Linked DNA regions of Homo sapiens: region 1 is linked to region 2. Evidence: read pairs that join two places in POLR2A ChIA-PET (ENCODE). Cell type or tissue: MCF 10A. All regions are shown on one strand. Each heading gives the region's core, and the rest is flanking DNA. Links, peaks and the distances in the headings are about the cores only. Region 1 has its middle 100 kb from the start of LINC02997. Region 2 has its middle 140 kb from the start of LINC02219.

Region 1 (16,313 bases), core at 5,221-13,220, 150 kb before region 2:
GAAAATACCAGGATTTATTCAAGGGACAGAAAAAAAGACCACAGTGCAAGAGGGCCTGCCATAAGATAAGCTAGTCTTTACTAAGAGCAATGATTCTTTATTTGGCAATGAAACTGGCTGTATTCCAAACATTTCCTCCCTATAAGCTAATCCAAGGATTGTATTATACTAACTGTATACTAGGTTAGGAAGCCCACAGTCCACAGATAACAAAATTTGAGAATGTGTTTGTTAATTGTTCAACAAAAATTAGTTGACTATTACTAGGCTTTGAGCTAAGAGCTGGAGTTTTAAGTTACTTATATTTCTTTAGGTCACATAGTTGATTTTTGTTGGGCCCATGTTAGTAAAGTGTATCATCTGCTTATATACTCTGATCAATCACTTAATTTTGAGACAAGATCCACCAGAAAAAGGAAGCTTTCTTAAGAACAGAAGTATTGGATGTTATGAGTTATGGGATTCGACTTTGCCAAGATGTTTTCTCCAGTTCCTTGAGATTCCTCAACATGGATTCACAGTCAAATATAACCCGACCTTAAAAGAGAAACCATCATTTCTTCCTTATATAACCCATCCAATAGTCTGTGGGGCACTTCCTCAACTCTCAAGCCAGGCTTATTTTTCCAAAGATGTTGCCACTGGACTTTAAAATCTAGAATCCACAGTAGGAATGACTAGATTTTTAAGCCAAAGTATTCTCTACTGATGAGAGTCCAACTCTATTGTATCCTACTGAGAATATTATTCAGAATAAGATCCTTCGATGGCTTTGTTGCTCTCTATTCAGCCTTTTACTCAAGGCAGAAATAGTCTGGCCCCAAAATGTTCAGTCCTGGAAGAATTTCAACTTGGTAATGGTTTATCAATATCACAATGAGAACCAGAGTGAGTAAAACAGATTTATGACAGATGTAATTCTAATTCCAAATTGGTAAACCATGACTGTGCCCTGTTTCTATTTTGACTTATAATTGATTAATTTCTTAGATAAATTGGGTGGGTGCTGCAACCTGCTTTAGCAAATAAGAAGATCAGTATCATTTAGGTGGTTTGGCTTTGCTGTGCAGTTATCACATTTCTGTCTGCCAGTTTTTCCCAGTTTGCTTACATCCATGGAATGTTGACATAGAGTTTTCAGAAAATTCCATAGCCCTTAGAACTTAAAAGTTACCTGGTTTACATGGCAAATTTAGTCCATTTTTCTTCCATCTTTATCTTGGGTTATACTTTATCAAATTATTGCCTGAGATTGTATTATATTTTAATGGTGCTTCCCTGTTAATTTGTCTGCATTAATCTGGCATATTAATACAACTACCTCTTTGTTTCTATTTGTCCCTTTCACTGTAAAGACTAGAACAGGGTGCAAAATGGCCCCTGTTCTAGCATTTTAAAGTCCACTGGGGAAGAAAAATTAATGCACACAAACCAAGTACAGGGTTACCCTTGTGTTGGTTAGGACCTTACTGTTCTTAGAGATTTCACTGTGCTTGCCTTGAGGTTCCCAAAGGAAGATTCTCCCTTATTCTTCTCTCTGTATCCACATTCCTATATTTCCCCTTTTTTTCTACTGCTGTATTAGCCCCTTCTCACATGGCTAAAAAAAGACATACCTGGGGGGAGGAGCCAAGATGGCCGAATAGGAACAGCTCAGGTCTACAGCTCCCAGCGTGAGCGACGCAGAAGATGGGTGATTTCTGCATTTCCATCTGAGGTACCGGGTTCATCTCACTAGGGAGTGCCAGACAGTGGGCGCAGGTCAGTGGGTGCACGCACCATGCGCGAGCCGAAGCAGGGCGAGGCATTGCCTCATTTGGGAAGCGCAAGGGGTCAGCGAGTTCCCTTTCTGAGTCAAAGAAAGGGGTGACAGACGGCACCTGGAAAATCGGGTCACTCCCACCCGAATACTGCGCTTTTCCGACGGGCTTAAAAAACGGCGCACCACGAAATTACATCCCACACCTGGCTCGGAGGGTCCTACGCCCACGGAGTCTCGCTGATTGCTAGCACAGCAGTCTGAGATCAAACTGCAAGGCAGCAGCGAGGCTGGGGGAGGGGCGCCCGCCATTGCCCAGGCTTGCTTAGGTAAACAAAGCTGCTGGGAAGCTCCAACTGGGTGGAGCCCACCACAGCTCAGGGAGGCCTGCCTGCCTCTGTAGGCTCCACCTCTGGGGGCAGGGCACAGGCAAACAAAAAGACAGCAGTAACCTCTGCAGACTTAAATGTCCCTGTCTGACAGCTTTGAAGAGAGCAGTGGTTCTCCCAGCACACAGCTGGAGATCTGAGAACGGGCAGACTGCCTCCTCAAGTGGGTCCCTGACCCCTGACCCCCGAGCAGCCTAACTGGGAGGCACCCCCCAGCAGGGGCACACTGACACCTCACACGGCAGGGTACTCCAACAGACCTGCGGCTGAGGGTCCTGTCTGTTAGAAGGAAAACTAACAAACAGAAAGGACATCCACACCAAAAACCCATCTGTACATCACCATCATCAAAGACCAAAAGTAGATAAAATCACAAAGATGGGGAAAAAAACAGAACAGAAAAACTGGAAACTCTAAAACGCAGAGCACCTCTCCTCCTCCAAAGAAACGCAGTTCCTCACCAGCAACGGAACAAAGGTGGATGGAGCATGACTTTGACGAGCTGAGAGAAGAAGGCTTCAGACGATCAAATTACTCTGAGCTACGGGAGGACATTCAAACCAAAGGCAAAGAAGTTGAAAACTTTGAAAAAAATTTAGAAGAATGTATAACTAGAATAACCAATACAGAGAAGTGCTTAAAGGAGCTGATGGAGCTGAAAACCAAGGCTCGAGAACTACGTGAAGAATGCAGAAGCCTCAGAAGCTGATGCGATCAACTGGAAGAAAGGGTATCAGCAATGGAAGATGAAATGAAGCGAGAAAGGAAGTTTAGAGAAAAAAGAGTAAAAAGAAATGAGCAAAGCCTCCAAGAAATATGGGACTATGTGAAAAGACCAAATCTACGTCTGATTGGTGTACCTGAAAGTGATGGGGAGAATGGAACCAAGTTGGAAAACACTCTGCAGGATATTATCCAGGAGAACTTCCCCAATCTAGCAAGGCAGGCCAACGTTCAGATTCAGGAAATACAGAGAACGCCACAAAGATACTCCTCGAGAAGAGCAACTCCAAGACACATAATTGTCAGATTCACCAAAGTTGAAATGAAGGAAAAAATGTTAAGGGCAGCCAGAGAGAAAGGTTGGGTTACCCTCAAAGGGAAGCCCATCAGACTAACAGCGGATCTCTCGGCAGAAACCCTACAAGCCAGAAGACAGTGGGGACCAATATTCAACATTCTTAAAGAAAAGAATTTTCAACCCAGAATTTCATATCCAGCCAAACTAAGCTTCATAAGTGAAGGAGAAATAAAATACTTTACAGACAAGCAAATGCTGAGAGATTTTGTCACCACCAGGCCTGCCCTAAAAGAGCTCCTGAAGGAAGCGCTAAACATGGAAAGGAACAACCGGTACCAGCCGCTGCAAAATCATGCCAAAATGTAAAGACCATCAAGACTCGGAAGAAACTGCATCAACTAACGAGCAAAATCACCAGCTAACATCATAATGACAGGATCAAATTCACACATAACAATATTAACTTTAAATGTAAATGGATTAAATGCTCCAATTAAAGGACACAGACTGGCAAATTGGATAAAGAGTCAAGACCCATCAGTGTGCTGTATTCAGGAAACCCATCTCACGTGCAGAGACACACATAGGCTCAAAATAAAGGGATGGAGGAAGATCTACCAAGCAAATGGAACACAAAAAAAGGCAGGGGTTGTAATCATAGTCTCTGATAAAACAGACTTTAAACCAACAAAGATCAAAAGAGACAAAAAAGGCCATTTCATAAAGGTAAAGGGATCAATTCAACAAGAAGAGCTAACTATCCTAAATATATATGCACCCAATGCAGGAGCCTGCAGATTCATAAAGCAAGTCCTGAGCGACCTACAAAGAGACTTAGACTCCCACACATTAATAATGGGAGACTTTAACACCCCACTGTCAACATTAGACAGATAAACGAGACAGAAAATCAACAAGGATACCCAGGAATTGAACTCAGCTCTGCACCAAGCAGACCTAATAGACATCTACAGAACTCTCCACCCCAAATCAACAGAATATACATTTTTTTCAGCACCACACCACACCTATTCCAAAATTGACCACATACTTGGAAGTAAAGCTCTCCTCAGCAAATGTAAAAGAACAGAGATTATAACAAACTATCTCTCAGACCACAGTGAAATCAAACTACATCTCAGGATTAAGAATCTCATTCAAAACAGCTCAACTACATGGAAACTGAACAACCTGCTCCTGAATGACTACTGGATACATAACGAAATGAAGGCAGAAATAAAGATGTTCTTTGAAACCAACGAGAACAAAGACACAACATACCAGAATCTCTGGGATGCATTCAAAGCAGTGTGTAGAGGGAAATTTATAGCACTAAATGCCCACAAGAGAAAGCAGGAAAGATCCAAAATTGACACCCTAACATCACAATTAAAAGAACTAGAAAAGCAAGAGCAAACACATTCAAAAGCTAGCAGAAGGCAAGAAATAACTAAAATCAGAGCAGAACTGAAGGAAATAGAGACACAAAAAACCCTTCAAAAAATTAATGAATCCAGGAGCTGGTTTTTTGAAAGGATCAACAAAATTGATAGACTGCTAGCAAGACTAATAAAGAAAAAAAGAGAGAAGAATCAAATAGACACAATAAAAAATGATAAAGGGGATATCACCACCGATCCCACAGAAATACAAACTACCATCAGAGAATACTACAAACACCTCTACTCAAATAAACTTGAAAATCTAGAAGAAATGGATAAATTCCTGGACACATACACTCTCCCAAGACTAAACCAGGAAGAAGTTGAATCTCTGAATAGACCAATAACAGGAGCTGAAATTGTGGCAATAATCAATAGTTTACCAACCAAAAAGAGTCCAGCACCAGATGGATTCACAGCCGAATTCTACCAGAGGTACAAGGAGGAACTGGTACCATTCCTTCTGAAACTATTCCAATCAATAGAAAAAGAGGGAATCCTCCCTAACTCATTTTATGAGGCCAGCATCATTCTGATACCAAAGCCGGGCAGAGACACAGCCAAAAAAGAGAATTTTAGACCAATATCCTTGATGAACATTGATGCAAAAATCCTCAATAAAATACTGGCAAAACGATTCCAGCAGCGCATCAAAAAGCTTTTCCACCATGATCAAGTGGGCTTCATCCCTGGGATGCAAGGCTGGTTCAATATACGCAAATCAATAAATGTAATCCAGCATATAAACAGAGCCAAAGACAAAAAACACATGATTATCTCAATAGATGCAGAAAAAGCCTTTGACAAAATTCAACAACCCTTCATGCTAAAAACTCTCAATAAATTAGGTATTGATGGGACGTATTTCAAAATAATAAGAGCTATCTATGACAAACCCACAGCCAATATCATACTGAATGGGCAAAAACCGGAAGAATTCCCTTTGAAAACTGGCACAAGACATGGATGCCCTCTCTCACCACTCCTATTCAAAATAGTGTTGGAAGTTCTGGCCAGGGCATTTAGGCAGGAGAAGGAGATAAAGGGTACTCAATTAGGAAAAGAGGAAGTCAAATTGTCCCTCTTTGCAGACGACGTGATTGTATATCTAGAAAACCCCATTGTCTCAGCCCAAAATCTCCTTAAGCTGATAAGCAACTTCAGCAAAGTCTCAGGATACAAAATCAATGTACAAAAATCACAAGCATTCTTATACACCAACAACAGACAAACAGAGAGCCAAATCATGAGTGAACTCCCATTCACAATTGCTTCAAAGAGAATAAAATACCTAGGAATCCAATTTACAAGGGATGTGAAGGACCTCTTCAAGGAGAACTACAAACCACTGCTCAAGGAAATAAAAGAGGATACAAACAAATGGAAGAACATTCCATGCTCATGGGTAGGAAGAATCAATATCGTGAAAATGACCATACTGCCCAAGGTAATTTCAGATTCAATGCCATCCCCATCAAGCTACCAATGACTTTCTTCACAGAATTGGAAAAAACTACTTTAAAGTTCATATGGAACCAAAAAAGAGCCCGCATTGCCAAGTCAATCCTAAGCCAAAAGAACAAAGCTGGAGGCATCACACTACCTGACTTCAAACTGTACTACAAGCCTACAGTAACCAAAACAGCATGGTACTGGTAGCAAAACAGAGATATAGATCAATGGAACAGAACAGAGCCCTCAGAAATAATGCCGCATATCTACAACTATCTGATCTTTGACAAACCTGAGAAAAACAAGCAATGGGGAAAGGATTCCCTATTTAATAAATGGTGCTGGGAAAACTGGCTAGCCATATGTAGAAAGCTGAAACTGGATGCCTTCCTTACACCTTATACAAAAATCAATTCAAGATGGATTAAAGACTTAAACGTTAGACCTAAAACCATAAAAACCCTAGAAGAAAACCTAGGCAATACCATTCAGGACATAGGCATGGGCAAGGACTTCATGTCTAAAACACCAAAAGCAATGGCAACAAAAGCCAAAATTGACAAATGGGATCTAATTCAACTAAAGAGCTTCTGCACAGCAAAAGAAACTACCATCAGAGTGAACAGGAAACCTACAAAATGGGAGAAAATTTTCGCAACCTACTCATCTGACAAAGGGCTAATATCCAGAATCTACAATGAACTCAAACAAATTTACAAGAAAAAAACAAACAACCCCATCAAAAAGTGGGCGAAGGACATGAACAGACACTTCTCAAAAGAAGACATTTATGCAGCCAAAAAACACATGAAAAAATGCTCATCATCACTGGCCATCAGAGAAATGCAAATCAAAATCACAATGAGATACCATCTCACACCAGTTAGAATGGCAATCATTAAAAAGTCAGGAAACAACAGGTGCTGGAGAGGATGTGGAGAAATAGGAACACTTTTACACTGTTGGTGGAACTGTAAACTAGTTTAACCATTGTGGAAGTCAGTGTGGCGATTCCTCAGGGATCTAGAACTAGAAATACCATTTGACCCAGCCATCCCATTACTGGGTATATACCCAAAGGACTATAAATCATGCTGCTATAAAGACACATGCACACATATGTTTATTGCGGCATTATTCACAGTAGCAAAGAGTTGGAACCAACCCAAATGTCCAACAGTGATAGACTGGATTAAGAAAACGTGGCACATATACACCATGGAATACTATGCAGCCATAAAAAATGATGAGTTCATGTTTTTTGTAGGGACATGGATGAAATTGGAAATCATCATTCTCAGTAAACTATGGCAAGAACAAAAAACCAAACACCGCATATTCTCACTCATAGGTGGGAATTGAACAATGAGATCACATGGACACAGGAAGGGGTATATCACACTCTGGGGACTGTGGTGGGGTGGAGGGAGGGGGGAGGGATAGCATTGGGAGATATACCTAATGCTAGATGACGAGTTAGTGGGTGCAGCGCACCAGCATGGCACATGTATACATATGTAACTAACCTGCACAATGTGCACATGTACCCTAAAACTTAAAGTATAATAATAAAAAATAAAAAAAATAAAAAAAAGAAAATGAAAGACAGTACAAAGGATAAACAGGCAAGAGACTTGAAAAGGTACTTTATAAATAAAGAATACCCAAATGTAAAAAAAAAAAAAAAAAAGACATACCTGTGACTGGGTAGTTTATAAAGGAAAGAGGTTGAATGACTCACAGTTCAGCATGGCTGGGGAGGCCTCAGGAAAGTTACAATAAAGGTGGAGAGGGAAGCAAACATATCCTTCTTTACCTGGCAGCAGGAGAGAGAATGAGTGCCCAGCAAAAGAGGAAGCCCCTTGTAAAACCATGAGATTTTATGAGAACTCACGCACTATCATGAGAACGGGATGGGAGAAACTGCCCCCATGACTCAGTTATCTCCACCTGGTCCCTCCCATGACATATGGCATTATGGGAACAACAATTCAAGATGAATTTGGGTGGGGACACAGCTAAACCATATCATTCCACTCCTGGCCCCTCCCAAATCTCATGTCCTCACAATTCAAAACACAATCATGCCCTTCCAACAGTCCCCCAAAGTGTAAAATTTCCCACATTTTCCTGTGTTCTTCTGAGCCCTCCAAACTGTTCCAATCTCTGTGTGTTACTCAGTTCCAAAGTCACTTCCACAGTTTTGGGTATCTTTATAGCAATGCCCCACTCCCAGTAATAATTTGCTGTTTTAGTTCGTTCTCACGCTGCTAATAAATACATACCTAACTAAGACTGGGTAATTTATAAGGAAAGAGGCTTGATTAACTCAGAGTTCAGCATGGCTGGGGGGGCCTCAGGAAACTTATAATCATGGCAGATGGTGAAGCAAACACACCCTTTCTCACATGGTGGCAGGAGAGACACTGAGTGCTCAGTGAAAGGGGAAGTCCCTTGCAAAACCATCAGATCTTGTGAGAGTTAACTCACTATCACGAGAACAGGATGGGTGAAACCTCCCCCATGATTAAATGACCTCCACTTGGTCCCACAACACGTAGGGATTATAGGAACTACAATTCAAGATGAGATTTGGCTGGGGGCACAGAAAAACCATATCAACTGCATTTCCACACTTTTGGTTCTATCCTTGTACTGTCATCAGATATAAACTTTGCCCTTTCAAAGTCAGAAATTGACCCACACCTAAGTGTTTCTTGAACTTAATAACTTCACAGACAGGAGTCATAAAGGAAGGATTGCATCACAAGGTACTGTGTTGTACCCTCCACTGATACCTCCTCCTTACCTCACCTTTTTATGTCTCTTTTCCTCAGACTCTTGAGTAAAACAAGCATATTCTTCCCCTTTTTCACATAAAACAGTTCTTACACCACTGTAGGTATTGTAGGAGAGAAGGTCAGGGAGACAATGGGTCTGTCACTTCAGGAATGCAGGGAGTGGGATTTATTTGTTGTCTTGATCCCCCCTGAAGCAGACCCTGAGGTAAATCAGCTTTTTTATTAAGGAGTTCCTCCCGAGGAACATGGATAAAGAATGGGGAAGTGAGGCAGGAAAGGGAAGGAAGCCAGTTGAAGCTTAGTCCTGCTGGGGAGCTTCTATTGAGGAAAAATTTTCAAATGGTAAAATCGTTTATTTCATGCAAACATGAAATGAACACATATCAAGGATTTCATTCAACTTATCAATTATGAAGGGAACTAGTATGATATTACAAAGAGTTCAAATAAAAATTTGACTTATCTACTGTACAAAATCCACTGACTTTGTCATGAGTGGTAAACATTTGCTTTGCTATGGACAGAAAACATCCATCTGCAGTCCATCAGCTTTGCCATCAGTGCCCCACAAACTTCTGCCTCTACAGACAGAAAATAAAATACTTAGTCAGACAATCAAAGCTGTATGCTCTTATGGAATAGACAATGCCTGAGGGTCACTAAATCATACCCAACATTCCTTTGAAAGAACATCCAGTAATCTCTTTTACCCACTTCCAAGTCTTTCACAATTTTTTTTCACAACAGTATAGAACATGCCTCAGAGTTGTCCCGCCTGAGAGAAAGGAAGCTAGGATATTTATTCATTGATTCCAGTCAGCATTGATTGACTGGCCTTTCCACCTAGCGTTGTACATTGGCCAAGATTATAAAAAAAATCCTCGGGCAAAGTCACAAGGGCTGGCAATAAGCAGCCCTCTGTGCACAGAGGTGAATGCCAAGGGGGACAGGGAGAGAGTAAAAGAAGATTAGGCACTAGTATTGTCTGCTACACTTGTCTTGTTTATTATTTGTTGATTTGATGTTTTGTCTGTTCCACCTTTCCCACCAGAATGCAAGTTACCTGAGGGCCAGAACATGTCTGTCTTAGATTTCACTGTCTCCCCAACAATTGTCCAGCATGTCGTAGGCACTCAATAAATATTTTATGAATATTGTTAAATAATATGGGCCTTGAGCTGGACCTTAGAGACAGGTTGCAGTCCAGATTTAGAGGAAGGGAGTCTGCAGGGAACTGTAAGAGACCCAACTAGCCAGGTTTAGTACCATGTCCTGGGGCATCAACTGCACAGTTGCTCACCGGTTACTCACTCCATGGCCAAGCTCCTCTCATGCCAAGTCGTGTTCATACTAAGAACAGAGGAACACAAAGTACAGACTCTGCTTGCAACATACTTGAAAATGGTCAATAACACAGCATTATACCTCCCACCCCTTGCTTAATTAGTATCCATTAATTACTCTCCGTGTGTGCTCATAACACTGAGACCTTTCTATACACTTTCCAAGACTCAGAACAAAGAAAGCATAAAAGAGCAGAGACATTTTCTGTGAGGCATGCAGTATGCTCATCCAGGACAGATCTTGGAAAAGTCTATGAAAAATCTAAATTGCATGTAGGCATCACTGAACAGACCCAAGAGATGTACTGGTTTTATTAAGTAGCCAGATGGCCTTCCAGAGTAGCCAGAAGAGCAGACAGGCCCCAGATGACAAATGATGAGGGGCCTTCCCTATGGGCATTTTGTGAGACAACGTGTTGACATTAGGTATGGAAGAAATCCATAACTACAGTGTTCATGCAAATTCTCAAGAAAAGCAGGTGCTATTCACTGACCTTACCCAAATGAAATTTTACCAGAGAAAACAGCCCAACTCCCTTTTAAGTTTAATAACAGCAGGCTCTTTCCTCCACACAAACAAAAGCAAAAAAAAAAAAAAACAAAACAAAAAAACAAACAAACAAAAAAAACACAAAAACCACTTCAAAATAAATTCCATACAAAAAACAAAGTGGGGAAAAAATATAGCTTGAAAATTGCCCTTGATTTGAAATGGGTTGACAGATGTCTTACAGAAATTTGGAGTACTGTCCAGACACTTAGAATCTACTCATTTTAAACAAAGTGCTCATGAAAGCATCATCATTGTCGGATATAAAGGAATGCTTAAAAAAACTATAAAAATAAATACATGCATTTTTATTAGTGTCAATATTATTTACCAATAACAATTAAATGGTTTAGAAATACAGAGAGAACATTGTAGATTGGTTAGTTTTTAGTCCTCAGAAGAAAATCTAAGGTTTATCCTGGTAATGCAAATATTCTTCATGTGTATGTATGTTTAGTTGTATGTTGCATTTTAATAGACATAGCTGGATTCTCCAGGAAGAGATGGCTCTGAGAACCTGAACACTCCTCCTCTAACTGAGTAACTCATAGAAAGCTGTTAGATACCCACAGGAAAAAAGAGACAATAGGTAAGCTGCCCCGTCTCCATTACAAGTCAAGAATCTACACTTTGGGATGACTTGGAAACTATCCAATCATTCACTCAAAAGAAGTTTTTAAGGTACTACTGCATCAGTCATTTTTATGGTGTCAAAAAATGTTTTTGCCTTCAAGAAGCTTATGTATTGTCATGGAGAATAGGAGCAGAGATATTAAGGCCATACTTTACAAAACTGTAAGCACTGAATGGAAAAAAACTGGGGAGAAAAATTTTCCTGAAGACCATATGCTAAGTAAATAGTTAAATATATACAGTAACTGTAAAAATAGAAGCAGAGAACTTAGGGGAAGGAATTGAGAGAAAATTATAGGAATTTCAAGGAAGCCAACAATCCATCACTTGTCAACAAGAACTTCAGGGACACCTGCCACTTGCCCAAGACTGTGTTAGAGGCAGGCGAAGAAGTGTCAAGTTTAATTTCTACCCTATGGGACCCAAGGTTGAAGTGAGGATGCATTATTACACAGACAGAAAAATTAGTAGACAACTCAAACTAGCATAAAATTAAAAAGGAAAAAAAAGGTCATCAGTGTCAATGAAGGTTTCCTACAGAAAGTATGTTTGGGAAAGTATTATAGTAGGAAGCAAGGAGCTAGGTTTTGCTCTGGCTACTGCTACCTAAGAGATTACTTTATTTACAGCCAGATCAAATTGCCTCAGATTCTTGCCTGTTCTAAAAATCAAGCATCTTTACTATAAAGAGTGAGATCTTGATGGGAATAATATGTAGCAGTGTCCAGAAGCATTTAGTGTGAAAGCAGAAAAGCACACAGAAAATACAAAATTCTGCAAAATGTTCAACAATGATCATCACTGCAGGACAAAAAGCAGGAAACTGGGATTCTCTCACTATACCCTCTCTAGGAATTATCACTGCCTGACAGCAGATGTGAGAATTCTCCTTCTTAAAGCCCTAATTAGCAGACTGATTCTCTGCTCTTTACACTTGACGTAAAGAAATGTACACCAACTGTGTCTATTTAGGATTCAAATGTCCAGGAGGTGATATTTTCCTTCTCTTCAGGTCTAAGTCAGCAAAGGCCTGATCTGGTAGTCGGGAAACAAGGTTTGGTCTACAATTATTCGGATGGTAGGGCATCTACATTGATAAAAACGATCCTGGAATGGGTGGTCAATGCAGAACACATGCAGAATTCATATCACACACAGAGTGAGGTGGGGAGACATGTCGAACATATTGCAAAGTTTTCCCATTATCCAAAGGAATCAGATACAGCAGTCAGTGCACATTAACACATAGCTCCCAGACATGACAGCTGCAGAACCCTGAGGACCTCGTGATGGAAAGAACTGACCTCGTGTCATCTAGGAACAGAGGGAAGGCAGCACGAACACGAGAGGCCAACACCTGGCTTCTATTTCTGACTCTGCCGCAGACACTCTGGCAATTTTTCCAGAAACTGTAAAGCTGTGGGTTTTAAATTGTTGGGAAATGTTAGGTTTGTGGCTTTCTTTGCCTGTGGGAACAGAGAGATAATTTTTCTTCTTTTTTCCCCTCTTTCTGAAATTGTCATCATCTTCTCTTCTTGTAAAATTTGACCAAGTGCTTTCAAGAGAATCTAGAGCTTAGAAGACTATCACTTTGACTTTAGGACCCCACAATCTTTCCTCTGTGCTCAAAATGAGGTTAGGCCAAGGGACATAAAGCAACATGCTAACACTAGAGATCCCGTCAATAGTTTCTATTTGGGGTACGGATATTGGTCTAATGGAAAATGTTCCCATTAAGAACAAACATTCTCTTCACTGGCAATACTCATTAAGAGCTAGGCCTAATTTAATTCTATAGAGAATTAATAGGGTTCTAGAAATGTAGATGATTCATAGCTAATGTGCCCAGTACCAGTCATTCAAGATGTGTGAATACACAGAAGAAAATTCCAGCATGAGGAAAAATGTTAAATGTTAGAGGTATCCCTTTTAGGAAGGCCAAAATAAAGAACTCTGATCAGCTTATATATTTTTAGAAAGCAATACAGTTGGGATCAAGCTATAGCTATCTTTCTCCCTATCTTTACCTTTATCCCTTACCAATGTAAATAAATTGGCCACATTTGCAATAAACTCCATTAGGTTTCACGTAGAATCTCTGGCAGGGAAAATCTTATCTAGGTAAGGTACCCAGAGAAAAATGAGGAAAGAGACACTGGCTTACAGAAATTGACTCCTTCTGGGCTCATCCTTGCAGTTTTCAGAGGGAGTGGTCTGGATTAGGTTTGGAGATCAGCTCAGCAGAGAGGTAGGAACATGAGATGAAGATTAAGAAGTTCTGGCTCCAGTTTACTTAAAACCTCGAAGTTACATTTTTCTCATCTGTAGGTTGGGGCTAATAACATTCCTGTTTACACAGGTCTCTCAGAACTGCTGTATGAAATAAGCAAGCTCAAGAACTTTGATACTTTGAAAGACATGGAGTGCTATCCAAATATATAGCATTCTTATTAAGGTAAATAGGAAAGGCTGTGGAATAGTTGGCTATTAGAACTGAGTAAAGTAAAAGCTTGAAGACCCAGGGAAAGGACATCAGTGTTACTCTGGGACTAAGTCTTGCTGGAGCATTGCAGCAGAAGAGTCCAGAATCTGCCCTGGGCATTTGGCTACTTAGTATGAGTGCTCAGCGGTGACACTTCAGTATTCAGGGCGCAGCACCATATGATTCTGATTAGCCAAGTGCCGGCGCTTCCTATTCACTGTTTCCAGCAATCCTATTCCCTAGAAGGTCACCATATACATTGTTTTCACTTCTCTTCTTCGCTCCTGCCTCTCCTGGGCTCAAGACTGCAAGCAGAACTAAAATGTCACAGTTGCCACCTGTGCAGGTAGTAGGGTCAGCAGACCTCACCTGCCACTGCTGAACCTGATCCTAACTTTGCTCCCATTGCAGCTTCTCCATGGTGCCCTGTGTCTGCAGAGCTAATGAGGAGGAGCACTTACAGGAGGGAGAACAGGGAAAGGATCCTGACCCAGACCGAGACTGTAAGACTGTCCTGGTTATTCAGCTTCATATCTCAACTTCAGGCCTACCCTTCTCCTCTCTGCTTTGTGATGTTGCCAGTCTGCCAACCAGTCTTCCTTCATCACCTGGCTCCACGTTAGGCTCTGCTAATCAGGTTCTAGGGAAGGCTGCAAGGCTTGGAGAGGGAGAGGAAAGAGACCTACCCTTTTCACTTTGCTACTTGCTCTTGTCTGTGTCACTGCAGCATCCATCTCTTCTTTAACCGGTAGCAGCTGTTACAGCAGCCTCATGGCAGGCAGCTCTTCAGAAGCCTAAGTCCAGCTCCCATGGGCCCCTCCTCCAAGTCTCTAAACTTTAAAAACACCCAAGTTTCATTTTATTTCCCCAGCCCTATGTGTAATAGCTGCCTCCTGCAGTTACTGCCTGTATGATAATTTGGTATCCTTTTCTTGCCTCTTCACTTCTTTAATATAGGCAGTCCTCACTTTGCACAGTTCTGAGGTGCATGAATTTAAGAGTTTGGTTAAATAATGTCAGTACCCCCAATAACACAGTCAAATTTCAGTTACCATGGTATGTTAACTGTGAGTAATTGTAAAGTACAAGCTTTATTGTTCTCTTAAGTCCACAAATCTGCATACATAACATGTGTATCATGATAAGTGACCAATCACGTCATTTTTTTCCTCAATCCATTTGTTGTTTACTGTGCATCTGTTATTCAGTTCATACACAGATAGCAGAGCATATGGATGTGTTGCCTCCCTGCCTCCCAGTGATAAACCCACATAACATTTTATAGAAACAGAAAATCAAAAGAGGGGATCGGCCAGCAAAGTTGGAAATGCAGCAAAGAACTGACAAGTGATACCACTGGAAGTGAAATTCAAACCCAACATAAATGAAGTTATTAAAAAAAAAAATAGGTGACCGTGAGACCATTGACACTGCTGTCATTTGAGAGAGTCAGGATATGTGGTGTGAGGAAGCCAGGGAAAGGAAATGTAACATAAATCAGAAACATGGTTTTGGCATAAAGGATGATAATATCCCAAAGAAAGGAACATTGGAAAAAAAAAAAACCAAAACTTCACTTTAAAGAAACTCTAAGAGATATTTTATGACTTTGAAGGCAAGAAAGATAAATGTTAAAAGCTGATCCAAACTTAGAAAGGAGTATGACAATTTGCCAAGGCGCAGAAAACATGTTTGCTCAGTAGTGTTCATTATAAGACAAGAAGAAGGTCAGCACTGTTCAAATTATTCTTGAAAAGGTTTTTAGAAAGATAGAAAATATTTTAAATCTCCATGTTTCTAAGGCTTCATAGTGTTCCAAATAAATGTTTGTTTTATTATGCGTTTCGTTTCCCTACACATTTACAACCAATAATAAGAGATTTTTAATATTTTGACAAAAATTATTAAGGGTCACAGAACAATCATAATTTTCTCCTTGATGATTAAGATTGCTTTGTGTGAGTACAGCTTGCAAAATCATTTTTATAGTCCCATACTACTGTGCCAAGCAGACTGCCTGTATCTGGTTAACAATTCTTTGTAGTAATTTTCTCTACTGAAGATGTAGATTCTGACCCCTGACTGACCTGATATGACCCCAAAAGCTCAACCTGTTGGAAAGCCTTACCTCTCATTACATTTCCCTGCCCTTTTGCTGTGGGTTAGTGAGAAAGAGCCATGAATGAAGAGGCAGAAGACTTCAGTTCAAATTCAAGCTCTATTTGTTTGCTGAAAATAGTTATTTCCTCAAGTAAAAATGAAGTTGACAATAAAATCGGCTACCATAAAAATCAAGAGAACTCGATGACACATATATGTGAAAGTGCTTAGTGAGGTACCGGGGTAGGCTGAATAATGATCTCCAAAGATATCCACATCCTAATCTTCAGAACCTGTGAGCAGTACCTCATATAGCAGAAGAGGCTTCATGGCTGTGATTA
Region 2 (16,313 bases), core at 3,772-11,771:
AAGGTGAGAAGAGCAACCCTAAGCTTATCAGAGGCAAGGGTCCAAGATAAAGTATTACTCAAGTTTTCTTTTTCTCATTTTTTTCTATAAAATATCACCTGCCATTTGGTTCCTAATTTATAGTATTCCTTTTTTAAAATGGAAGTTTTATAGATCTTTGAAAAGTATGTACTTTTAACTCATTTGAACATTTCTGTCCCATCAATGTCAGGACTTAAAAAGGCTTGATAACCAAGAGCAGCTAGGAAATAATTCTGCTGCCTTTCTTCGCTGGTTATGCTGATAAATGAGGAACAAAGTGGACAATCTCCTACCTCTTTGTGTCATTTATGCTACAATAACACGTGGGTTAAGGCACAGGATAATTAAAAAGATAAAGTTGGGCAGACCCCCACAGATCAGCATCCTTTCCAGACCCAGACCCACGTTTTTTCTCTTTAATTAGCAGGATGACAAAGGCAATGGGAGCTAAGAGACGATTCCAGGAATTAGCCGGGCATGGTAGTGCCTGCATATAGTCCCAACTTCTTGGGAGGCTAAGATGAGAGGATTGCTGGAGCTAAGGAGTTTGGGGCTGCAGTGAAACTAGGATTGAGCTACTGCACTCCTGCCTGCGCAATAGAGTGAGATCGTGTCTCCAAAAAAAAAAAAAAAAAAAAAAAAAGAAGTGGATTTCTTCTCAGGCAACCCTTCCTAAACCCCTTTACCCATAAGCTTTTCCAAAGTCAAGAATAGGAACAAGGGATGTATAAGGCTAGGCACAATGGCTCATGCCTGTAATCCCAACAGTTTGGGAGGCCAAGACAGGAGGATAGCTTGAGCCCAGGAGTTCAAGACCAGGGCAACAAAGAGAGACCCCATCTACATAAAAAATAATAAAATGAAAGAGGGAGAGAGAAAAAAAATAGACATATATGTTAACTATAGGACGAGACCCTGTCTTTACTCTTCCTCTGTTTGCCCATCTCTGGGACCCATTCTCAGACCTGGCGTTCCTTGTTTTCTTCCTCTTGAAGTAAGGAGAGTTTGTGCAAATTTACTGGAAGTTAGTCATGCCTTTGTATTCCTACTTCCACAACTCAGCGTGGTCCTCCAGCTTCCACAAACAAATGGCCCACTCTCAGCCAAACAGACCACATACCTTCAGAAGAGAGTGACCCTAAGAGGCAGCAAGAGCTGGAGATGATGTCTGAGAGCCATGCACTTGAAAGCCGGCAGTGTCCTGGCCGTGGCTGGCTGAGCTGGTGTCCTCACCACAGTCTCCCTGCAACATGGTCTTGAGAGATCCTCTGCTCCTAGTCTCCTGCAGTCCAGCTCATCTTCACCCTTTTTTTTTCCTAGCCTTCCCACCCACTTTGTGAGATCTCTGGTTGTTGAGATCTCTGGTATCCTTCTAGTCATCAGCTTGTCCACTTTTGTTCACTGAAATTGGCTTCTGCAGTTTGTAACCAGGAGCCCTAACCGACACCACTGCTGTTTTTAAGAATCAGGGTTGTAAAAGAAAGAAAAAAGAAATCCCAATTGTTTAGAATGGGTCATACCCTCTGAGGGGGCTGAAGACATCTGTGCTGGCTTCCTATAAAAAGTACCTGTGGCCTGGCACAGTGGCTCATGCCTATAATCCCAGCACTTTGGGAGGCTGAGGTGGGTGGATCACCTGAGGTCAGGAGATCGAGATCAGCCTGGCCAATATGGTAAAACCTCTCCTCTACTAAAAATACAAAAATTAGCCGGGCGTGGTGGCACATGCTTGTAATCCCGGCTACACAGGAGGCTGAGGCAGGAGAATCGCTTGAACAAAGGAGGCAGAGGTTGTAGTGAGCCGAGATTGTGCCACTGCACTCCAGCCTGGGCGACAGAGCCAGACTCTGTCACAAAAAAAAGTACCTGTAACTCTGCCCAGTAGAGCATCTTGGGCTCAGTGCTCTGTGCAAATACGCTTGTCTCACACCTCTGCCCGGCCACCGCAGCCTCTCAGGACTCCCCCACGGGACTGAGCTGTCTTCAACTGGTGGTAAGAGAGAGGAAAGGCATTTTTAAAGTGGAAGGAACTTGACTGACCACACCCTCCTGAGCCTTTTTGCTCCCCTCCCGTCCCCTCAGTGGTCACTACCATACCCAAAATGTGTTTAGAATCAGAAGTAAAATGTTATCAGTAAAAAAAAAAAAAAAAAAAAAAATCTGTTTTGTTCATTTCTATCATCCCTTCTTCAGGGCAAAAACACATAGAAGTTACAAGTAAGGGTTGTTAAAAATAGAGACCTGGATTCAAATTCCAGCTCCACCATTCACTTGTTCCCTTAAACTCTTTGGGCCTCAATTTCTCCATCAATAAAATGAATATAAAAATGATGTCTGCCTCATAAGTGTTGTGAGAATCAAGAGTCCCATGTAAAGCATTCAGAGCTGTGACGGATACATTAAGTGCTCATTAAATGTTAATTACTGCTATTATTATTGTATTATTTCAATCTCGTCATAGTGCTTGCTGCATAGCATTTTTTCCAAGGTGGGGCGAGGTTATATGAGTGGGAAAATAATCAGCTGATTCTTTTTAAATGCAAAGGAAATGCATGTTTTTAACATCACAATAGGATTTCACTTCATCAGAAGCCCCAAGCAGAACATAACTAACTGTTTGAGGAAGTGGTGTGGGTAATTATAACTCAGTCTCATTGACAACATGAAGCGAGGCCTCCGTTTTAAAGGGCTCACTTGGCATTTCATATGGCTGCCTGCTGCCCCTCTGTTCCAAGTTCACTTTAATCTGCCATTTTGGACCCAAATAGAGATCACTGACACATTCAAATAGACACGCCTTTCTGTTTTAAACAGATTTTAGTGCATTTTGGTACAAGCAAAAAAGTTTCACAAATAATGTGATTTCTAGAACTTCAGGCTAGTGAACCAACATCTGCTGAGTAATCACATGACCTCAGGCCAGGGAACTCTGTAGGCCACTGCAAAAAGTAACTTAAAAATGAAATTTGGCCAGGCGCGGTGGCTCATGCCTGTAATCCCAGAACTTTAGAAGGCCAAGGCAGGTGGACCACCTGAGGTCAAGAGTTCGAGACCAGCCTGAACAACATGGTGAAACCCTGTCTCTACTAAAAATACAAAAATTAGCCAGGGTTCCCTAATCCCAGCTACTTTGGAGGCTGAGGCAGGAGAATTGCTTGAACCTGGGAGGCGGATGTTGCAGTGAGCCAAAATTGTGCCATTGCACTCCAGCCTGGGCAACAGGAGTGAAACTCCGTCTCAAAAAAAAAAAAAAAGTGAAATTTTTTTCACGCTTATAATCCCAGCACTTTGGGAGGCTGAGACATGAGGATCACTGGAGCCCAGGAATTCGAGACCAGCAAAATAGAAAATAAAAAAATTAGCCAGGTGTGATTGTGCATGCCTGTGGTCCCAGCTACTTGAGAGGCTGAGATGGGAGGATGACCTGAGCCTGGGAGGTCAAGGAGGCAGTGAGCTGTGGTCTTGCCACTGTACTCCAGCCTGGACAACAGAGTGAGACCCTTCTCAAAAAAAAAAACATCGAATTTTTTTCTAGAAAGAACATTAGACTGCCTGGCTCCTTTTTGCCATTGGAATAATGTCACATAATTAGTTCACCACTCTGGAGTGAAGGCTTCCTCTCTTGAGAATATGAACCTGCAGTCACAGCCCTGCTGTGGCCAGGGAAACATGTGGCCTTGTGTGTGCCACGGGGATTATACATGGGTTCCCTGGAAGATTTCCCCTGTGAACAAAAGCAGAGACCCACCAAGAGGACAAAGAAATTAGATTCATGACCCACAAAAGGGGAGACTGAGCCTGAGAAGTGTGTGTAAACAGTGATGCCATATAAATGGAAAGAAAGGTCAGGTGCCAGGAAGGCCAGAAAGAGTCCAGGGCAAGAAAGAGAAGGGGGTTACACTGCCAGGGTTTGGATCCTGGCTTCAATACTTACAAGCTGTGTGATTTCAAGCAAGTTAGTTGAATTATCTGTACTTCATTTTTCTCATCTGTGAAATGGAGATGAGTCTGTCTGCCACTTCTTCTAACCACCATGACCTCCAGAGAACAGTGGCTGCGGCTATTCTTCTGTCTCTAAAACCTCAACACCTTTTGGTGAACTCTCACCAGGAACATTTAGATGAGGATAATACAGTTCCTGCTAAACCAAACTGATAACCAATCGTTAGGGGCTGAATTGTGCTCCTCATCTTCCCAAATTCGTATGTTGAAGTCCTAACCCCCAGTACCTCAGAATGTGACTATATTTGAAGATCTGCAAAGAGCTAATTAAGGTTGGATGAGGTTCACAGGGTGGGCCCTAATCCAATATGATTGGTATCCTTAAATGAAGAGTTGATTAGGGCACAGATAGGCAGCTCTGTCTCACAGTGCTATTGTGTGGATTAAACTTGTTAATATACATAACAAGTTTGTCCAGCCCGCAGCCTGTGGGCCACATGTGGCCCATGATGGCTCTGAATGTGGCCCAACACAAATTTATAAACTTTCTTAAAACATTATGATATTTTTTGTGATTTTTTTTTTTTTTTTAGCTCCTCAGTTATCATTGGTGTCAGTGTATTTTGTATGTGGCCCAAGACAATTCTTTTTCTTCCAGGGTGGCCCAGGGAAGCCAAAAGATTGGACATCCCTGATATATAAAGTGCTCAGAACATTGCCTAGCACATAGTAACACTGTATGAGTGTTAGCTATGTTATCAACATTTGCGATGATTAACATATTGATGATGGGTCAACAGGTGCAGCTAACCACCATGACACACGTTTACCTATGCAACAAATCTGCATGTCCTGCATATGTATCCTGGAACTTTAAATTTAATTTAATTTAAAAAAATATTGAAATGCTTTGCAATGTACAAAGCAATATGTAAATGTAAGGCGTCGTGCTGGATTGATCAGTGTATGTGTTTGCTAAGGCTGCCCTAACAAAGTACCACAGACTGAGTGGCTTAAACAACAGAAGTGTATTTCCTCATAGTTCCGGAGACTGGAAATCTGAGATCAAGGTGTCAGTATGGCTGATATCTTCTAGGATATCTCTCTCCTTGGCTTGTAGATGACCGTCTTTCAATGTCTCTTCACATGGTCTTTCCTCTGTGCCTGTCTCTGCCCTAACCAACTCTTCATTTAAGGATACCAATCATATTGGATTAGGGCCCACCCTGTGAACCTCATCCAACCTTAATTAGCTCTTTGCAGATCCTGTCTTCAAATATAGTCACATTCTGAGGTACTGGGGGTTAGGACTTCAACATATGAATTTGGGAAGATGAGGAGCACAATTCAGCCCCTAACGATTGGTTATCAGTTTGGTTTAGCAGGAACTGTATTACCTTCATCTAAATGTTCCTGGTGAGAGTTCACCAAAAGGTGTTGAGATTTTAGAGGCAGAAGAACAGCTGCAGCCACTGTTCTTTGGAGGTCATGGTGGTTAGTAGAAGTGGCAGATAGACTCAAAGATGTCAGGCAGATCCAGATTCTCCTGGCTCTTCTTTGCTCCCCAGCCCTTCTTCCAGATTCCTGACCCCATTGACCAGCAGTGGCCCTAAGCCAATCACCAGACATTAGGCTGAGAACTCACAGACGTTTCCTATACCCCTCACCATAGCACTTCAGTGGCTGGATGTGCCTGGCTCTTAGGATTGACCAGCAGCAGCTGCCCTTCACCTCCCACAGCTGCACAAAATCTAGCCAGGAGGTACATCTCTTATCCTATAACACTCAGAGTGACTCTGCTCCCATCATTGGACCTGGATTCTAGCTAGCTAGAATAATATTTAATAATAATGTTATTATTATTTTTTTAGACATGCTATCACTGAACCAGAAAGGAGTCTCTGCTTCACTGATAAGCATATATTTGAAGTTCTAATTATCTCAAGCAGGAGCTCATTCCAAAGTCCTCTGAATTTGTCCTCATGCTGCCATCTCTCCTGGCTCCAATATGTCCCACAAGCGGCTGCCAGATAAAATTTCTTGAATCACATTTATGTCATCTAGCAATGGTCAAGGGAAGTCCCAAGATGACAGCTGAGTAGCAGGCCTAGAGGGCAACACATTCAGACTAGAGCAAAACAACAAAGAAATGGAGGGTTCCCAGACAGTGGTGTCCAGGAAAAACAAAATGGAACAAATGCACCGAAAGTATGGGAAACATTAGAGGGTGGTTTACCATGCCATTGGGTCACCGCGGAAAAAAAAATAGTAATGAGGCATAGAAAATTATGCAATTTTTAAAGTCATTACAGTTGTCTTCCTTATCCATGGGGGATATGTTCTAAGACCCTCAGTAGATGCCTGAAACCACAAATAGTACAGAACCTGATTGCCATCAATCATAATACATTTCTGTTCATGTCTCGCACCCACAAACTTAATTCCTTTTCCATCTTAACTAAGCACTTATGCACTGTGGCCATAACTTTTGATGTTTCATGTGTGACAGCAAAACTAGCATGAGTTTCTTTTTCCTTCTTCACAATTTGATAGATAAAAGATTTGTTCTTACCTTAGATCTTAGCAACCTCAGCATATGATACATTTACTCTCCTTATTAAAACTTTCACATTTTTACTTGAAGGAAGCACTTCCTAGCTTGCTTTTCTTTGGCATATCTGTATTGCCAGCATTACAACTCTTTTTTTTTTTTTTTTTTTTAGATGGAGTCTTGCTTTGTTGCCCAGGCTGGAGTGCAGTGGCACAATTTCAGCTCATTGCACCCTCTGTCTCCTAGGTTTAAGCAATTCTCGTGCCTCAGCCTCCCAAGTAGCTGGAATTACAGGTGCATGCCACCATTCCCAGCTAGTTTTTGTGTTTTTAGTAGAGACGGGGTTTCACCATGGTGGCCAGGCTGGTCTCGAACTCCTGACCTCAGGTGATCCACCTGCCTCGGCCTCCCAAAGCAGCATCACAACTCTTGCACTTATGGCCATAGTCAAGTAAAATCAGATTTACCTGGATGCAAGCACTGGATACCATGACAGTGAATCTGATAGCTGAGCCGGCTACTAAGTGACTAATGGGCAGGGAATGTAGAAAGCATGGAGACGTTGGGCAAAGGAATGATTCACATCCAGCGCAGAACGGAGGGACATGGTTTGAGATTTCATCACACTACTCAGAAGGGCATGCAATTTAAAACACATGAGTTGTTATGCAACCATAAAAGAGAACAAGATCATGTTCTCTGCAGGAACATGGATGAAGCTGGAGGCCATTATCTTAGTAAACGAACACAGGAACAGAAAACCAAATACCACATGTTCTCACTTATAAGTGGGAGCTAAATGATAAGAACACATGGACACATGGGAAGAACAACAGACGCTAGGGCTTACCAGAGGTGGGAGGCTGGGAAGAGGGAGAGAATCGAGAAAAATAATAAATGGGTACTAGGCTATTGGTGACAAAACAGTCTATACAACGAACCCTCCTAACACAAGTTTACCTATATAGCAAACCTGTATATGTACCCCTGAACTTAAAATAAAAGTTAAATTTTTAAAAATGGCCAGAGGACATGAACAGACACTTCTCAAAAGAAGACATACAAGTGGCCAACAAACATATAAAAAATGCTCAACATCACTCATTGTCAGAGAAATGCAAATCAAAACCACAATGAGACACCATCTCACAACAGTAAGAATGACTGTTATTAAAAACTCAAAAACAACAGATGCTGGCAAGGCTGTGGAGAAAAAGGAATGCTCTTACACTGTAAGTGGGAATGCAAACTAATTCAGTGACTGTGGAAAGCAGTTTGGAGATTTCTCAATGAACTTAGAACTACCATTCCACCGGGCAATCCCACCACTGGGTGTATACCTAAAGGAAAATACTTTCTTCTATCAAAAAGACACATTCACCCACATGTTCATTGCAGCACTATTTACAATAGTGAAGACATGGAATCAACCTAGGTGCCCATTAACAGTGGATTGGATGAAGAAAATATGGTACATATACATCATGAAGTACTACACATCCATAAAAAGAATGAAATATGTCCTTTGCAACAACATGGATAGAACTGGAGTCCATTATCCTAAGTGAACTAACACAGGAACAAAAAAACAAATACTGCATTTTCTCACTTATAAGTGGGAGATAAACATTGAATACACATGGGAACAATAGACAGTGGAGACCACTAAGATGGTGGAGGGAGAGAAGGGGATGTCAGCTGAAGAACCACCTGTTGGGTATTATGCTTACTGCCTGGGTAATGGGATCACTGGGACCTCAAGCCTCAGTGTCATATATATGCCCATACAAGAAATCTGCACATGTACCCTTTAATCAATAATAACAGTTGAAATTATTTTTTAAATAAATAAAATGGTTGAGTTGTTTATTTCTGTAACTTTTCATTTAATACTTTCAGACCACATTGGACTGTGGATAACAGAAAGCAAAATCCCAGAGAGCAATGCCAAGACCAGCTAGGTCGGGAAGACCCTAACCCAGTGGCGCTAGAGGAATTAAAGACACACATAGAAATATGGAGGTGTGAAGTGGGAAATCGGGGGTCTCACAGCCTTCACAGCTGAGTGCCCCAAACAGAGATTTACCCAAGTATTTATTAACAGCAAACCAGTCATTAGCATTGTTTCTATAGATATTAAATTAACTAAAAGTATCCCTTTTAGTAAACGAAGGAATGGGCCAAATTAAAGGAATAGGTTGGGCTAGTTAACTGCAGCAGGAACGCACCCTTAAGGCATAAATCGCTCATGCTATTGTCTGTGGCTTAAGAATGCCTTTAAGCAGTTTTCCTCCCTGGGCAGGCCAGGTGTTCCTTGCCCTCATTCCCGTAAACTCACAACCTTCCAGCTTGGGCATTAGGGCCATTATGGACATATTACAGTGCTGCAGAGATTTTATTTATGGCCAGTCTTGGGGCCAGTTTATGGCCAGATTTTGGGGGGCTTGCTCCCAACAGAGCAAAATTGTGGATAATAGGGAACTACTGCATTAATTCCAGGACATACAGAAAATCGTACAGGAAAAAATATCATCAAATTACACTACTACACTCAAAGGTGAAGACTACTTGGCATAAGAGCATACAATGTCATGACTACTTACAGAATATTAAGTTGTGAAAAAGCACTGGAGAAAATGGGGAAGAGGCTGACCTAGCAGGGCAGAGGTCACAGAAGTGTGTTTCAGGCTGTAACAGGCAGCCTATGTGGACCACACCTTAAAGAAGGCAGACTGCAAATGGGTAGCTGAGAAGTGCAGCAGTAACTCGCAGGGCGTGTGGGACAAGGAAGATTTTGGGGAGATGCAGGAGAGAGGAAAGCTGAAAGCAGAAAAGCAGATAACCAAAGAGTATTTGAGAGGGCTAAGAGGATGGACTTAAAGCCCAAATGGAAGATCAGGGTTTCGATAGGAACAGGGATGTGTGTTTCATTACACCAGGTGGGAAAAAGATCCAGGCACAAGCAGGCTTGTGTGTCTGGGTTGAGAGGAGAATGATTTCCTTTCCTCTCATCTCCACCTCCACTTCCTTAGATGTGAAGTCTCAATGCACTTTCTTAGAGCTGCCTCTTCTCCCTACTAATTGGGAAGGTCATAGAGGAGTAGAGAAAGCTTAGGTTGATGATGGGGAGATCGTAAACCAAGGCAGAGATGAACCAACTCATTGGAGTCACACGGCTAATTAGTGACAAAGCTAGGACTAGAATCAAACTGGCTCCTAGCCTAGTACTCTTTCACTACCAAATTACCGTGTAATATTTAACAGATGGGAGTGATTAAGGTTTAGAGCCATTACAAAGACTAACACAAGCCGAGTTACATTAAATAAGGAATCAAGCAGAAATACAGCTGAGATATTTAAACTTCACTTCACAGGAAGGGGTAATTTTACCCACTGTGAGACCATGATTAGATCAGGGTGGGTTGAACTGAACTGTAAACTTTTTCAAGGCACTGCCTTTGCTGTTCTCTAATCCAGAGGGACTGGGAGAAGCCCTCGCTGTACTAGGTGGCACTCAGGGGATAGGATAGAGATAAATGTCAGCCAATAGTATTTACCAGTAAATTTACCCAAATTAACTGTTTAAATTACACAGATCCTCTGGCAATCTTTGCCCTACTCAATTCAGAAGCATGCGTTAAATACGCCGAAATGTACAAAGTACCTAAAAATAACAGGTATTGTTCCACCTCCGTGCATGTGGGGTCCCTGGCATTTGTAACTTCAATGAGAAGAGGTTTTTCTTCAAAATATACTTTCCATAAACTTCTCTGTCATGCCATTCATGTGGCTCTTGTTTCATTTGCAGCAAAAGTCTTTCATTGCTGTGTATTTGAATTTCCAGCGTATCTTGGACCTTGGTGTTTATTTTGATTGACATTTAGTTATCTGTCATGCAAGTATTATTTTTCCCTCAACATCACCGAGTGTGATATATGTGTGATATATGTTTCATTACAAATGCTGGCATTGGTCAGGTAGGTTGGTTTTGCTGTTACATAACTTTGAGGGTGAGGGGCAATTTGTTAATGCCCACATTGACAAGTTACCATCAGATTATGCTAATTTGCAGTACCCTTTGCAATTAAAATCCTTCTGGCTGAATATTTAGCATTTATAATTAATGTAATTTTTAAACACTCAACCAATGTTCACCTTTTCCACTAAGGCTGAACTCCAGTGCCCTGCCCTATAGCCCAGGACAGAATTCCTGGGCCAGGGGAAATCTGGAAGAACTCCACGGGATTCCAGATTGCCCAGGCATCAGAGGGAAAATACTCATCCTATCGAGAGGTATTCTATTAGATTACTACTCTTACTAAATTCTCATTACCTTACCTCAGACTAGATCAATATAATTATATGTCCAGGTCTCACTCTCACCTCACAGAAAGGCTCTGGAGCATCTAGGGACAAATAATACAGCAGATACCAGACAGAGTACCATTCCCCACCCACTTCACCAGGATGGCGTGTAACATAACTTCCAGTGGGGAAGTGATAAGCTTATAAATGCAGAAGCCTTCTCTGGTCAACCTATACCAAGAAAATGCCATCCGTATCTTTCCTTGTTATTCTGTGTCTCAACATCCTATGCATTGTCTTCATTTCACTCATCATGATCGTTTGAATTTCTGTTTTACTTGTTTATTATCTATCTTCTCCACTACAATGTAGTATTCCTAAGAGCAGAAGCCATGACCATCTTGTTTCCTGTGGAATCCCCAAGTGCCAGGAACAATGCCTGCTGCAAAGTAGGTACTAGATAAATATTAATTGGTTGGATGGAAGGTTAGATGGATGAATAGAAGTAATATGCTCCCTTCTCCCACAGTGAGAGTAAGATGGGGCCCAGTGAGCCCCCTGTTTAAAAGGAATCCCAGTTCTGGATAACTAGGTGGGTCTCAGGTGAGTGTAGCAGAAAATATGACAATTGCTAACTCTTTTGATCCAACTGACACTTAAACTTGAAAGAAAGGTAACAAAACCAGATGGAGAGTTGAGGGGAAACCTGACACTACAGGGAAGAAAGAAAACTTTGTTATAGAAAACTACCATTGTCATGTCTTGGAAACCTAAGTGAAACACAAAGGTGAATTAGACAAGAGATTAGGAGATATTTAACAAATACATATTGATTGACTAGTTAGCTGACAAAACAAACAAACAAACAAAAGGTAGACATACAAATTAGATTCTAACCTGTTAGGGTGGAGTCTTCTGTACTCTTGAGGAGGATCTACCCTTGGCGTGAAGCAGGGGAGAGTCCTCTTTAGGGTCCACTCCTCTGCCGCCTACTCCCGACACACACAGTCCTGTCCATATCCAGCAGGTTCATATTGACTTCCTGCTAATCCCGCCACCCAAAGGCTGCTTTCTCCATCAGTCTGCCCACATTGTAATGTATTCCAAGAATTTGGCTTTTCTTTACCCTATCAAAAATATTTGCCCTGGATTTTCTCCATTCAAAATTCTGATGATAAATAGTTAACTGAAAACCCCTCAAGAGTGGTCATTTCCATCAGGGAAAAAAAAAATCATAATTTTTTTCAACTTAAAAATAATAATTTATTGACCTCATCTCGCCTCTTGACACAGCTCCATCTGCTTCCCATTTCTCTGCTCCTCTTTACAATAAAACTCATTAAACTGTGGTCTACACTTGCCATTTTCAACTTTTCCCCTCTTATTATCTCTTGAATCGACTCCAATAAGAGTTTTGTCTCAACCATTTCACCAAAACGTCTTTCATCAAAGCCACCAATAGCTTCCAAGTTGCTAAATCCAGCAGCTATTTTCAGTCCTCAATTTCCCTAACCTCTCAGTGGCATTTGACACAGTAGAGTTCCCTCATCCTTGAGATGCTTTCTTCTCTGGCCTTCCAGGACATGCCTTGTCCTAGCTTCCTTCTGGTTCACTGGTCACTCCTTCTCAGACTCCTTTGCTGATCTCATCAACCTGATCTCTCAACTCAGTCCTTGGTCCTTTTCTCTTCTTATCTGCTCTCACTTTCTCAGTGATCTCTTCTAACCTCAGGGCTTTAATGGCCATTTACAAGCTGAGGAAGTTACATTTCCAGCCTGGATTGCACTCCTGAACTCCAGATCCGTAGATCCCACTGCCTAACTGAATCTTCTGCTCAGATACCTAGATCTGCAGATTTTCCTCCCAAATCTGCTGTTTTCACAGTATTCCCCACATGAATAATGGTAATTTCACTCTTCCAGATGTTCAGACTCAAAAACCTCAATGTTGCCCTTGGTTGCTTTTTTTTTTTTTCCCTCTCATATCCCACAACCAAACACCAGTAAATTCTTTAGACTATGTTTTTCAAAATATATCCAAAATTTAGATCCACCTCTTTGGTTCCAACCTGTTCAAAGTCATCAATACCTCTCACCCCGATTAGAACAGAGATTTTCCAATGAGTCCTCCTGCCTCTGTCCTTGCCACCTACGGTCTATTCTCAACACAGCAGCTACGGGATCCTTGCAAGAGAAGGTCAGATGACATCACTCCCCTTTTCAGAACCTTCCTATGGTCTCATATCTCACCCAGAACAAAAGTCAGAGTCCTTACAATAGCCTGCCCAACCTATACAACCTGGAACCTGTTGTCTCTCTGCTCATCTCACACTGTTTTTCTCATCATCACTTTGCTAGCCATCTGGGCTTCTTGGTATTCCTCAATCACGCCAGGCATATTCCCACAGCCTTAGCACCTACTGTTCTGCTCTCTTGCTGCTCTTCTCCCAGACTGCCTTGAGGCTTCCTCCTGTATCTCCTTCAGGGCTTTACTCAAATTTCATCTTCTTAGCTGAGGCCCTCTCTGTCTACTCTATTTCAAATCACAATGTCTCCTCTCCTACCACCTCTCATTCTTCCCCTCTGCTCTATTTTTTTCCCCACAGAACTTATTACCATCTATTTTATAATTTTTCTTATATTGTCTGTCTTCCCACATTATAGCGTAGGCTCCATTAGGACAGAAGTTTCATCTTGTTTGTTCATTGTTTTATCCCCAGTGCCTAAAACAATGGTAAGCAATCAATACATCAATACATATTTGTTGAAGCAATGGAAAAGCCATTCTGCCCCAATGCGTTAATAATTTCTAGAATTCTAATGGGAACAGCCTAGACTCAATTCATTCCCCCAAACACAGTTGTGTAACCCAAAGGAGTAACACAAATGAAGGGATATCAGACCACATAGAATGAGCCCATAGCACCAAACAGCCTAGTAAAGAGATATGTTAGGGTGGCTGGGCTCTTGTGGTACCCCTCAAATTATACTGCATTGTTGACTGCTATGTGAGCATGTAAGCCACATGCTCAATATGAGTCACAAGAGTGGTATGGCTGCCAAAAAAAATAAATACAATTGTTGACTACATTAATGGTGATATGTTTCAATGGGTATCATACTTCCATTGTTTTCTGGTCTAGTCATACCACATTGGGAGTGCTGTGTTCAACTTTGGGAGTTATTTTTCAAGAGGAATATTGTTCAGGAAAATCAAAGAGAATATCCATGATATATGAAAATAAAACAATTGAGTGACCAAAGGTACTCGGGGATTACATTACACTTAAGGATGGTCTAAAAAGGTACACCATCCTGCCACCACTCTCCTCCTCTGTCCGTGGAAGACATTAATAATCAATCATTATTCTCTTCCTGTAGTGTTTGGCCAGCTCATAGCCCTCCAGGCAACCACTATGCACTCTATTGGATTGGACAACTAAGATGAAATTTATTAGTTATTCCAGCTTTAAGGCAGGTATAATTTTCTCATTAAAATATTTTGATGTGGCCAGGCACAGTAGCTCACACCTGTAATACCAGCACTTTGGGAAGCCGAGGTGGGCAGATCATTTGAGGCCAGGGGTTCAAGAGCAGCCTGGCCAATATGGCAAAACCCTGTCTCCACTAAAACTACAAAAATTTTCTGGGCGTGGTGGTGGGCACCCGTAATCTCAGCTACTCAGGAGGCTGAGGCAGGAAAATCACTTTAACCTGGGAGGCAGAGGTTGCAGTGAGCCGAGATGGCACCACTGCACTCCAGCCTGGGCAACAAAGCAAGACTCTGTCTCAAAACTAAATAAATAAATAAATACATAAATAAGAAATATTTGAATCCATATGCTATGGGAAAAAAAAACTAAACAAACTAGTCCCATCTGGTTCTAGAGCGTAAAACTAGAACCTCTGAGTAGTAAAAATTCAGGATCAAGAAGAATATTCTAATGGTAATAACTGTCCAAAGTGAGGTATTGAAAGGTAGGAAGTCTGGAAGACCACCTGCCAAGGAATAGTGGATGAAATCTCCTATCTTAGGTGGGAGATTGGACTGGATAACCTCTAAACTTCATCCAGCCCTAAAATTCTTCAGATCTTTTCCTACTTGGCTCTGCTAGGCAGGGCCAGGGTGTTTTCCTACTTGGATCTGCTAGGCAGGGGAGGTGGCTGGCAAAGAAAGTCTGCAAAGCAAAACCATTCACCTTTAAATTTCAGTTATCTCACTGAAGAAGATAACAGAAAAACAGAATAAAAGAGATGATGGATTCAGCACAAAGAGATAAAGTGATTATATCTAAGTTGAATAACAATAGAAACAAAAATCTTTTTGTTAGCTTTTGGATACTCTCGTCTCCCATTTATCTTAGTTCTTCCTTATTCTCACATTCTTTAACCTCGTGCCCTAATCTTTTTGGTGAGAAGCCAATTAACTCTGTAAAAACTCTGGCAGCTGGTGCCAGAAGCGTGGCTCACTGTGTTCCAAGACTTGGTAATTCCTTCCCTAATGACATAGTAGAAACACTGTCGCCACAGTTAAGAGCAGGCTAGAGACAATTACTATATTTAAGCTGTGCTTTGCAGGTTATCATACCCACATCTGCAAGCTATTCCCTTTGTAAGGCATTTGGCATCATTTGCCACAGAAAACTCATTGCAAAGGGCCAGCAAGCAACTACAGGAGGACCAAGGACTGAGACTTATTCCATATGGCTAGCAAGAGAGAGACGTATAACTTTCTTTCAGCAACTCCAAACCCACTCCTGCTTCCTGGAGCCAGGCTCCTCTTATCAAAACAGGAAATCTACAAAGAGGGGTCCACAGAAGGGCTGGTGAGGAACAAATGCTCTAGCAGCCACCCACCCACTGGTCTGTGAAGGGACAGAGACCAATCCAGCAAGCTGGGCAGCTGGAAGGTTACTTGCTGAACAATCTCCCTGAAAGCACAGGACTCCTGCACAGGATGGCATTATCTAAAAGAAATCACAGGACTTGCTGGGTCCTTCTGAATACTGAACTGCTAACATTCATGTCATGGAGCAATTCATGGCCTGGAGTTCACAGCTGCTCTGGGCCTTGGCCCCTTCATCTTTAAAATGGGGATATCAGTGCTTAAACTTCACTGCTCTGGGGGGAATGGAAAGATTAAAGTAATAGATGTGAAAGCACTTTCAAAAGCATTTTAAGAATTATCCAAATGTCAGTATTGTTCTTATGAGTATTAGTATTATTTTGAGCCTGTAATGATAATTACCTATAAGATTTCATATAGTGATGATTATCCTAAACCCAAGATGAAATCAAGGCCAGTGTCACTCTAATGCTTTTGCATAGGACCTTTGACTGAGTTCATCTTTTCTGAGTTCATACCTTTCTATGTTTTTCTAGAATTTTCAGTCCTTCAGTTGGTTAATTCTTTCAGTCATCACCCAAATATTGAATCAGTTATCTTTTGAAAGAGTGTGTCAGTTATTCAGGACAGGTGCTTAGGCAAAGGCCTC

What was found. Peaks named below come from ENCODE experiments on the same cell type or tissue, not always from the same donor. Only the 100,000 strongest peaks of a DNase experiment are listed, where the experiment ranks them.
Region 1: POLR2A ChIA-PET joins it to region 2 with 11 read pairs; 1 of 35 experiments calls an interaction of 5 or more read pairs at or near these places.

Annotation. Positions count from the first base shown.
Region 1 is chr5:67,887,986-67,904,298 of GRCh38, forward strand. No RefSeq gene overlaps it. Among named protein-coding and RNA genes, the nearest start is that of LINC02997, 100 kb to the left of the region's middle. RefSeq lists enhancers at 1,331-1,902, 1,903-2,473. In MCF 10A, for the core only: no CTCF peak of the experiment used is centred there; DNase peaks (open chromatin) are centred at 9,596 and 10,176.
Region 2 is chr5:68,039,519-68,055,831 of GRCh38, forward strand. No RefSeq gene overlaps it. Among named protein-coding and RNA genes, the nearest start is that of LINC02219, 140 kb to the right of the region's middle. RefSeq lists an enhancer at 1,649-1,758. In MCF 10A, for the core only: no CTCF peak of the experiment used is centred there; a DNase peak (open chromatin) is centred at 7,093.